Linked DNA regions of Homo sapiens: regions 2 and 3 are each linked to region 1. A link is a contact called in ENCODE Hi-C or POLR2A ChIA-PET data. All regions are on one chromosome and are shown on one strand. Each heading gives the region's core, a stretch centred on a gene start or an enhancer-like site at or near the end of the contact. The rest is flanking DNA. Distances are from core to core; before and after follow the strand shown. Region 1 holds the start of PRKRIP1 (PRKR interacting protein 1). Region 2 overlaps CUX1 (cut like homeobox 1). Region 3 has its middle 84 kb from the start of CUX1.

Region 1 (3,501 bases), core at 233-2,732:
AAGCTGGGCGTGGTGGCTCATGCCTATAATCCCAGCACTTTGGGAGGCTGAGGCGGGTGGATCACCTGATGTCAGGAGTTCGAGACAAGCCTGGCCAACATGGTGAAACTCCATCTCTACTAAAAATACAATAATTAGCCAGGCGTGGTGGCGTGCACCTGTATTCCCAGCTACTCAGGAGACTGAAGCAGGAGGATCACTTGAACCTGGGAGGCAGAGGCTGCAGTCAGCCGAGATTGCATCACTGAGCTCTAGCCTGGGGGACAGAGTGAGACTCTGTCTCAAAAAAAAAAAAAAAAAGTTATATCTAATGTGCTCAGAAGTTAACAATAGAGCAAAATTTCATCAAGGCTGTGTGTGAGGGTATTATCTAGTTACAGATTACAGAGGCTTGGCTGGGCATGGTGACTTAACACCTATAATTTCAGCACTTTCGGAGGCCCAGGCAGGAGGATCGCTTGAGCCCAGGAGTTCAAGACCAGCCTGGGCATCACAGCAACACCTTGTCTCTGCAAAAAATAAAAATAAAAAATTAACTGGGTGTGGTGGCATGCGCCTGTAGTCTCAGCTACTCAGGAGGCTGAGGTGGGAGGAGTGCCTGAACCCGGGAGTTCAAGGCAGCAGTGACCTATGATCGAGCCCCTGCACTCCAGCCTGGGCAACCAAGCGAGACCCTGTCTCTAAAAAAAAAAAAAAAGTTATAGAAGCATAATCATTAATCCCGTCAGAGATTATGTACAGGAAGAGGCAGGGGCTAGGATCATTGAACTTGTCTTTTCTAAAAATGCAGTGTTCAGGCAAGAGAGGTGGAAACCTGTGTTCTCTCTCGCTCTTCCCAGCTTATTGTTCAGGGCGTTATTGGAGAGGGCTGCGCTCAGTCACCGAGTCACGGCCTTTGTGAAATCCTGCTCGCAAGCAGAATGAGCAGACATGGTTCCTTAGGTTTATTACTGTGCCTCACACTACGAGACGGTCATTCATTGGCAGAGGTGTATTTGCGGGGGGCCAGGTATAGAGTAATTCAAGGCGGACAAAGGAGGAATGTCCCAGTCTTCAGGAAGCTCAGTGACATGTTTGCGCTGTCTTATGTAAACAGGAGATTGTCAGAAATGGAGGAGGGGGCACCAGATCCAAGGAAGTGCCCGGACAAAGCCGGGAGGCGAGGAGAGCCGACGGGGAGGAGGTGCCGAGAGCATCAGCGGGGCTGCTCGGTGGCACGAAGACGCCCGCGGGGACTGGAGAGGTCGGCTAGGGCCAGGCTACTCAGGCACGGAGGGCCACCTCCCCTTCAGGGACGTGAGCATCTAGCTGCACTGATTTGTTGTTCAGGAACAGGAAATGAAACCCCGCAGCTTTGAACACAATAACCCACGCCAGCCTCAGGCTCATGAATATTCAGCAGGCTGCTTGCGCCTTGCAACCCCGCCTCCGTTCCCCTCTGCGGAGACTGCGTATGCGTCGCCGGCGCGCGGCTGTGTCGTCATACTTGCGCGCCGACGCCGCCGCTCGCTTGTGAAACTGGAAGGCTGCCATGGCTAGCCCAGCCGCCTCCTCGGTGCGACCACCGAGGCCCAAGAAAGAGCCGCAGACGCTCGTCATCCCCAAGAATGCGGCGGAGGAGCAGAAGCTCAAGCTGGAGCGGCTCATGAAGAACCCGGTGAGACGAGGCCCAGGCTCCACGGCCCGTCCGAGGCCCACCCCCTTCCTCTGCAGCGCTTCAGGGTTCCCGCAGGTCCACCTTCCCCGCCTCCAAACTCAGAAACTCAGTATCCGACCCTCCAAGAGCAGTCTTTGGGGAGGAGGAGGAGAAGGAGGCTGTCCCGGAGATAGTGAACTTCCCGTCTGTCCTTGTGTGAGAGCCCAGCTTGAATCAAAGCACGGTGGAGCGGCTTCCCGTGCTCCAAGACCCCTTCTGGTTTAACTTTCTGTGAACAAAAAGCGTTAGACTGAAAAGGTAGAATTTGTGGGTTAGCAAAAGGGTATACTCTAAACAACACTGATCGTTAGAGAGACAGTGGCCGAGACGTTTGGAGCTGGTCACTCCTCTCCCGCTCACACCCCCTCTGGGCCTCGGTCCCCTCAATCATAAAAACAATTGAACGGGAACGTCCTTTATACCTTTAACTAGAAAAGCTTGACTCTTCTTATCTAGTAGTGTTAAAGTTGGCGGTTTCTAGCTGGAAACTATGGCTTAGGTTTTTCAGTTCTGCTCTGGAAAGCGTAGCCCTGGGAAGGTGTGGACTGTGTTATACCCAAGAGTACATAGGATGAAAAAAGCCACGACAGAGGGAAGAACACAAAATCAGCTCTGTGTCCAAGTAGCAAAGCAGTCCTGCTTCATTAGTCAATTAAAATTCTTTGGTCTTAAGAGATGTAACTTGGGCTGGGTGCTGTGGCCCCTGCCTGTAATTTCAGCGCTTTGGGAGGCCAGGCGGGAGGATGGTCCGAGGCCAGGAAGGAGTTCAAGACCAGCCTGGGCAACATAGTGGGTCCCTGTCTTTACAAAAATAAAAAAATTGCCTGGTGTGGTGGTGTACGCCTGAGAGTCCTAACTATTCTGGAGACTGAACCGGGAGGATCACTTGAGCCCAGGAGTTCAAGGCTGCAGTGAGCTCTGATTGCACCACTGCACTCCAGCCTGAGGAACAGAGCAAGAACCTGTCTCTAAAAAAAGAGAGGGAGATATATAATTTTGTCAACAGGTTTATACTTAAATGCTTTCATGTTTAAATGTTGCAGGACAAAGCAGTTCCAATTCCAGAGAAAATGAGTGAATGGGCACCTCGACCTCCCCCAGAATTTGTCCGAGATGTCATGGGTAATGGCTGTGTGTGTGTGTGTGTGTGTGTGTGTGTGTAAATATAATTTTTTAAGGTAGCTATAGGCTGGGCGTGGTGGCTCATGCCTCTAATCCCAGCACTTTGGGAGGCCGAGGCGGGCGGATCATGAGGTCAGGAGATCGAGACCATCCTGGCTAACACGGTGAAACCCCGTCTCTACTAAAAATACAAAAAAAATTAGCCGGGCGTGGTGGCAGGCACCTGTAGTCCCAGCTACTTGGGAGGCTGAGGCAGGAGAATGGCGTGAACCCAGGAGGCGGAGCTTGCAGTGAGCCGAGATGGCGCCACTGCACTCCATCCTGGGCAACAGAGCGACATTCTGTCTCAAAAAGAAAAAAAAAAGGTAGCTATAAAAATCCTGTAGTTGGTATTTGTTAAATCTCTGATGAGGGGAAATGTGTGTTCACATGTTCGTGTTTTGCTTTTACAATGACGGGGATATAGTTGCTTTTATTTGTTTTTCATTTGACATTGGTAAATTTAGCTTAAGGGCTATAGTTGCTTATGGTTTGGCACTATAGAATTTTCTCCTGCAGTATTGCGGTTTTTTTTGTTTTTGTTTTTGTTTTTGTTTTTCTTTTGGAGACAGAGTCTCACTCTGTCACCCAGGCTGTAGTGCAGTGACACCATCTCGGCTCACTGCAACCTCCGCCTTCCGGGT
Region 2 (3,183 bases), core at 526-3,025, 540 kb before region 1:
TGCAACCTCCGCCTCCTGGGTTCAAGCGATTCTTGTGCCTCAGCCTCCCAAGTAGCTGGGACTACAGGCATGTGCCACCACACCCAGCTAATTTTGTATTTTTAGTAGAGGTGGGGTTTCACCAGGCTGGTCTCAAACTCCTGACCTCAAGTGATCCTCCCACCTCAGCCTCCCGAAGTGCTGGGATGACAGGTGTGAGCCACCTCGCCCGGCCTGGACTCAATTTGGATTGCAATGCCCCACAATGGTGACCTCCCTCTTCTCTGTTAATGCATCCTCTTCCCTCTTGCTTAAAAATTTCCCCAGTGCCGTGGCATCTTACCTCCTGCTGAAGTGTGTGCTGATGCTTTGCTGGGGGCTGGACCCCGTCCCTTGGAGCCTGGCCCAGGCCCTGCCTCCCAGTGAAACCCTGGCCGCCTTTCCAACCTCAGAGGCTCTATCTCCTCCCAAACCCTGTAGCCCTTCCAGTTGCTGGTCACTGACTTCCATTAATTGGCCCGGTGGCCTTGCCTGCCAGGGGGACCATGAGGTGAGGGGCCGTGTCCTCCGAGTGGTCTCTTTCTCCAGGGTGCTGGGGACCCAAGAAATGCCTGGTCGTTTCTCATAGGTTGATAAGGAAAATGAGGCCTAGGTAGGGACAGGCAGGATTTCACCTGAATTTACAAGATGATGCAATGGAAGAGTCTTCAGTATATTTTCACGTATTTTAGAATTGAGTTACAACATTCATTTTGGTACTTTCTCTGTGTTCTCCCCATGTGTTAAAAAGCAGCTTAAGGCCGGGCGCGGTGGCTCATGCCTGTAATCCCAGCACTTTGGGAGGTCAAGGCGGGTGGATCACGAGGTCAGGAATTCCAGACCAGCCTGGCCAACATGGTGAAACCCCGTCTCTACTAAAAATACAAAAATTAGCTGGGCGCAGTGGCAGACGCCTGTAATCCCAGCTACTCGGGAGGCTGAGGCAGGGGAATCGCTTGAACCCGAGAGGCGGAGGTTGCAGTGAGCCAAGATTGTGCCATTGCACTCCAGCCTGGGCGGTAGAAGGAGTTTCCAGCTCAAAAAAAAAAAAAAAAATGCAGCTTAAGTGCTGGTTTAGCGCCTGTAATCCCAGCACGTTGGGAGGCTGAGGCGGGAGGATCACTTGAGCCCAGGAGTTTGTGACTAGCCTGGGCAACATAGCAAGAACCCGTCTGTACAAAAAATAAGAAAAATTGGCCAGGTGTGGTGGCGTGCATCTGTAGTCTCAGCTCCTTGGGGGCTGAGGCTGAAGGATCGCTTGAGTCCAGCAGGAGGTCAAGGCTGCAGTGAGCTATGATCAAGCCATTGCACTCCAGTCTGGGTGACAGAGTGAGACCCTGTCTCAAAAAAAAAAAAAAAAAAAAAAAAGGAAACAAGAAAGAAAAAAGCAGCTAAATTCTGCTGGAAGTGTGCAGTAAAGCACAAGTTTTCAGCCATCAACGCAGGGAGCCGTTAATCACGACCCATAATAACCAGAATGTTATTCCACGGTTGCGGTTTGTTTATTTCATCAGAGTTGCGTCTTCACCTATTTCCCTCCCTACTCTTAATTGTTTATCCAAGTTAGTGTTTTCCATTCTTTCACTGAAGGCTCTAAAAATGGTCCCATCAAGAAGTCTGGTAGATAATGGAAGACGAAGTGGACTTTACAGAAAGATGAATTTTCTTCCCTAGAGCTGGAAAACCCTTCAGCGTGTCATGCGTTCCCCAGCCAGGACAGACAAAGCCACGCAATCTGTTTCCTGCAGGCCCAGAGGGGAAGGCTTCCTCCTTGTGGTTAGTGACTTCAAAAGCTGTCCTCACTAGAGCAAGTCCAACTCTTCCTCTAGTTCTGATGACTTCACGGCAGCCAACTGAGCTGCTGAACGCTGTTTTTTTCTACGCAGAAACCCTCCCGACTTTCACGAGGAGTTGACAGGTTTTCCTCTTCACTCGGGCTCCCTTGTCATCGTTAAACTGAAACTGCTTTCTTGTAGCCAAATTCTGTGGTCCCTTTTCGGCCTCGGCCTCCTTGACCTCTCTGTGTCCCCACCTTGGCTCTCCCACGCCTGCCAGCCGTACCACAGGCCCCGGGTGTGAACCCTCCCTCCGCGGTCATGCAGCCACGCCTCTGCTCAAGCTGTGCCTCCTCCTGGGCGCACCCTCCCTCTCCCATCCTTCAGCCTCTGAAGTCCTGCCCAGCTCCGGTTCCTGTTTCTGTTAGGACGAGGCCCTTCAGATCCTCTCCAGCAGGTGGACTCTGTCCTGCCCCGTACCACCCGCCGCGGGCCACTTTTGGGCCTGCGCCATGTTCCTGCCCTTACCCCGCCCGGTGTTAGCGTCACGTGGGTCCTGATGTCCTCCCTCTCCCAGGCCTCTGCTTATCTGATTGGGGGCTGTGCTTGACTCTGAAACCCGGGCACCTCCTACAGGGCATTTTGCCTGTCACAGGCCTAGCATTCAATACCTATCATATTTTTGAAATATCTGCAGAAATAAAAAGAAATAACTATTTTCTTCTTCAGGAGTTAAGATGCGTGGCCACCAAGTACTTTTCAATACATAAAATATGTTTTCAGCACAGAAAGGCCTTTCACCGCTCTTACTTACATAGTCTGCTTTTGGTATGATGGGGACGGATGAAAAATGAGGACTGTAGGCCTCCGAAGTCAGCTGTTTTGAATTAAAGCAGCGCACGCTTTGAGTCAGGTGAAGCGAGGATGGGGTTTCACCCGTTGAGGATGAATTTGCTGGGTTACTTTAAACTGGAACTGTTCTTTTCAGAAATGAGTGAAGCAGGAAGGGAAAGACGGAGCTTGTCTGGCTGGGTCGGATGACCCCCTTTGCCAGGCCGTCACCCCTCTAGGTTGAGTTAGCTCAGAATAACTTAGCTGTGCTATAGCTTTGCATAATTGCAAGGAGCTTTGTTTCGTTTTATTTTGCAGGGAATTTTTTTCCCCCCTTAGCTCTTCCTCCTGGTGTATTTGTAGAAATCAGCTTCATCATGGTCATTTAACAGTAAGGGCTGGGGGTGGTGGCTCACGCCTGTAATCCCAGCACTTTGGGAGGCCGAAGTGGGAGGATCACTTGAGGTCAGGAGTTCAAGACCAGCCTGGCCAACATGGTGAAACCCCGTCTCTACTAAAAATACAAAAATTAGCCGAATGTGGTGGCACGCACCTGTAC
Region 3 (3,492 bases), core at 494-2,993, 660 kb before region 1:
AGGTGTGGTGGCTCACACTTGTAATCCCAGCACTTTTGGGAGGCCGAGGTGGGCAGATCACCTGAGGTCAGGAGTTCGAAACCAGCCTGGCCAACATGGTGAATCCCCGTCTCTACTAAAAATGCAAAAATTAGCCCGGCATGCTGGTGGTTGCCTGTAATCCCAGCTACTCAGGAGGCTGAGGCAGGAGAATCGCTTGAACCCGGGAGGCGGAGGTTGCAGTAAGCCGAGATCGCATCACTGCACTCCAGCTTGGGTGACAGAGTGAGACTCTGTCCCAAAATAAATAAACAAGCAAACAAACAAATAAATAAAAGAAGTAAGACACCCACCACACACCCTTCTGTCAGCTTCCTCTGTGACTAGTGTGGATGTTCTCAAAGGCAGCAGAACTCTAGGACCATTCCTTTATTTTTTTCTTTGGAGAGGATCTTACTCTGTTCCCCAAGCTGGACTGCAGTGGCGCAATCCTAGCTCATCGCAGCCTCCAATTCCTGGGTTCAAGCGATCCTCCTGTCTCAACCTCCTAAGTAGCTGAGACTACAGGTGCATGCCACCATGCCTGGCTAATGTTTAAATCTTTCTGTAGAGATGGGGTGGGTAGTCTCGCTATGTTGCCCAGGCTGGTCTTGAACTCTTGGCCTCAAGCCATCCTCCCACCTAGGCCTTCTAAAGTACTAGTATTACAGGCCTGAGCCACAGCTTTTGGCCTAGGACCCTTCCTTAGAGTCCCTGCTGTGAAGCTGGGCTGGGCTGCTGAGGGGCCATGGCAGATGCTGATTACAGGGAACAAGAGCAAAATAGGAAGAGCCTCTGAGCATCCTTCCCTGGCTGTTCCCTATGCTTGTCCTTCTCCTTGCCCCAAACCTACACCTATTCCCCACTCTCTCAAGGAGGTCCAGTTCTGTGCATTTTATTTTTTTTAAGAGGTAAACTGGAGCAGGCTGGGCGCAGTGGCTCACGCCTGTAATCCCAGCACTTTTGGAGGCTGAGGTGGGCAGATCACTTGAGGCCAGGAGTTCGAGACCAGCCTGGCCAATGTGGTGAAACCCCATTTCTACTAAAAATACAAAAATTAGCTGGGCATGGTGGTACACGCCTGTAATTCCAGCTATTCAGGAGGCTGAGACAGGAGAATCGCCTGAACCCAGAAGGTAGAGGTTGCAGTGAGCCAAGATCGTGCCACTGCACTCCAGCCTGGGCAACAGAGCAAGACTCATCTTTAAAAAAAAAAAAAAAAAAAAAAGATGTGAACTGGAGCAAAGTTACAGCCAATGGGTGCTGGTCACATGCCAGCAGGGGTTTTTTCATTTTGCCTCTCTGGGAACCCTCATATTCCCTGTACCCCTGCCCCCTAACAACAGAGTGAGCTCCATGACAGCAGGAAGAAGAGACAGGACTGGGGAATGGATCAAACAGGGTCCTGCTGAATAACTAGCCAGGCAGTGGAAATGCTTCTGAACAGTAAAATTTCAACAGAAACACCAGAGAAAGGAGATGCCGGCCAAGTGGGCAGAGAAAGCTTGGCCCGGAACACAGCTTCCCGTTCCAGCTTCCGCAGGGGGATTAAAGACAGATTCGGCCGCTCACATCCAGCCCTTGTGAGGGGCCCGCCGCTGCCCCAGGCATTAACACACACCTCCTGATTCATTTTGTCCTGACCACAGCCCTTCGGCATGCCCATTTTACCGGTGGTGGCACTGAGTCTCTGAGAAACGTAATGATTGCATAGGGAAGCCAGGCTCTCTGCCGGCCGGGCCGGCGCAGGGCTGTTTTCAAGGGAAACTGAAACCTGAAACCTGACCTCCCTGCCCTGGCTCTCAGCACAGCCTCCTGCCACCCTCCCACTATCCCCACCCTCACCCCCCGCCCCCCGCCACTCCCATCCCCCTTCTCACCCATCTGCCTGCAGGCTGGTGGCTGGCCACTACTGGAAGACTTCCAGGCGCTCTCCCCTCTCCAGTCCCTGAAACATTTTGGAAGAAGGGAGAGGCCGGGAACTTTGGGTCCAACATGAAGGACATTAGTAGGTGTTAGAAAAAATAGTCAAGTGTGAAATAAATTCCTGCAAACCTCCCGGCCTTGCTGGGAACCTTCGCTTCACCATCCGACAAACCCACAGCTAATAAATCAGAGGCGGTGACCAGAGCTGGAATGACCAAAACAGCCTGAGCTGGATCCACACAGAGCCTCAGAGGGGCAGAGAAGGGAGCCCTCTGGCCACCTGCCCTCTCCTGTAGCGCCAGCTCCCTGAGCACTATTTTTTTTTTTTCCAAGACGGAGTCTCACTCTGTCATCCAGGCTGGAGTGCAGTGGTGCAATGTCGGCTCACTGCAACCTCCGCCTCCCGAGTTCAAGCGATTCTCCTGCCTCAGCCTCCCAAGTAGCTAGGATTGCAGGCGCGTGCCACCACATCTGGCTAATTTTAGTATTTTTAGTAGAGACGGAGTTTCACCCATGTTGGCCAGGCTGGTCTTGAACTCCTGACCTGCAGTGATCAGGAGTTCACTGCAGTGATCAGGCCCGCCTCGGCCTCCCAAAGTGCTGGGATTACAGGTGTGAGCCACCTCGCCCAGCCCTCCCCACGCTTTTTGAGTTCTCCCTGCAGACTTAGAATCTTTGGACAGCCTCCAAAATGACTCCCTTACAGCCAGAGCTGGGTCCCAGGTCATGAGAGGTTTTCAGAGCGTCTGAACAGACAGGCCAGCTCAGGGATCTCTGAGAGGGTTTACCTCCCACTCTACCAAGCCTCCTCCTGAGACCGCAACCCCCATACCCTGAATCCTATTCCCAGCTGGCCAGGCCTTGTGCCACCTCTTCTCACCAGGCAGGAATTGAGGCCCACAGAACAGAAGAGATCTGTCCAGAGCTTACTCTGAATCTATGTTCCCTCTCTGGGCCCCAGCATGTTGTGTCTGTACCTGAAGGATATATGTACAACCTGACGTCTCATGTGGGCACGTGAATTGTAGCCGGCTGGCTCAACCAGAATCCAAGCTCTGTAAAGGCAAGGCTTGAGCCTGGCCTAATTTTTGCAGGCTAAAATGCTAGCTCAGACCCCAGCTATAGAAAGAAAGAAGAAAGGAGGGAAGAGAGGAAGAAGAAATGTGAAACAAGGAAGGTTTTGGAACTGGGATTTTATTCTGATGGGGCCACAGTAACAATGAATTGTACAATTCCTTCAGGCGCGGTGGCTCACACCTGTAATGCCAGCACTTTGGGAGGCCGAGACGGGAGGATCGCTTGAGGCCTGGAGTTCCAGACCAGCATAGGCAACAAAGCAAGACCCCAAATCTACAAAAAATTTTAAAATTAGCCATGCACTGCATTCCCAGTGGTGCGGGCCTGCAGTCCCAGCTACTCAGGAGGCTGAGGTGGGAGGACTGCTTGAGCCCAGGAGGTCGAGGCTGCAGTGTGAGCTATGAACATCATGCCACTGTCATCCAGCCTGGGTGACAGAGGGATATTCTGTCTCTAAAAAACAAAAATTAG

Evidence for each region. A loop is a pair of places that touch in the nucleus more often than their neighbours do. ChIA-PET counts read pairs that join two places held with the same protein, here RNA polymerase II (POLR2A). Pooled maps may share reads with other maps.
Region 2: a loop to region 1 is called in a pooled map, with 7 times the contacts of the local background. The contact joins the enhancer-like site here to the promoter of PRKRIP1 in region 1. A Hi-C loop is called at or near these places in 6 of 37 single-sample maps with no recorded cell type and 9 of 50 pooled maps. POLR2A ChIA-PET finds 5 or more read pairs at or near these places in 2 of 52 experiments (H1 and OCI-LY7).
Region 3: a loop to region 1 is called in a pooled map, with 2.5 times the contacts of the local background. The contact joins the enhancer-like site here to the promoter of PRKRIP1 in region 1. A Hi-C loop is called at or near these places in 2 of 37 single-sample maps with no recorded cell type and 8 of 50 pooled maps. POLR2A ChIA-PET finds 5 or more read pairs at or near these places in 1 of 52 experiments (H1).

Annotation. Positions count from the first base shown.
Region 1 is chr7:102,394,881-102,398,381 of GRCh38, forward strand. PRKRIP1 (PRKR interacting protein 1) reads left to right here and starts at 1,483. Exons shown (of 6, transcript NM_024653.4): 1 at 1,483-1,657; 2 at 2,740-2,818. The coding sequence starts at 1,532. LOC100630923 (LOC100289561-PRKRIP1 readthrough) reads left to right here. Exons shown (of 9, transcript NR_038967.1): 5 at 2,740-2,818. RefSeq lists a silencer at 1,339-1,418 and enhancers at 1,439-1,678, 1,460-2,001.
Region 2 is chr7:101,854,821-101,858,003 of GRCh38, forward strand. The region is part of intron 1 of CUX1 (cut like homeobox 1); the gene reads left to right. Among named protein-coding and RNA genes, the nearest start is that of CUX1, 39 kb to the left of the region's middle. RefSeq lists an enhancer at 2,102-2,231. Within about 2 kb of position 1,776, at least 40 of the 41 ENCODE cell types and tissues checked have a DNase peak (open chromatin) inside an H3K27ac peak, as active enhancers do; they include OCI-LY7, where a contact is called at or near this core.
Region 3 is chr7:101,732,233-101,735,724 of GRCh38, forward strand. No RefSeq gene overlaps it. Among named protein-coding and RNA genes, the nearest start is that of CUX1, 84 kb to the right of the region's middle. RefSeq lists an enhancer at 1,110-2,008. Within about 2 kb of position 1,744, at least 15 of the 41 ENCODE cell types and tissues checked have a DNase peak (open chromatin) inside an H3K27ac peak, as active enhancers do.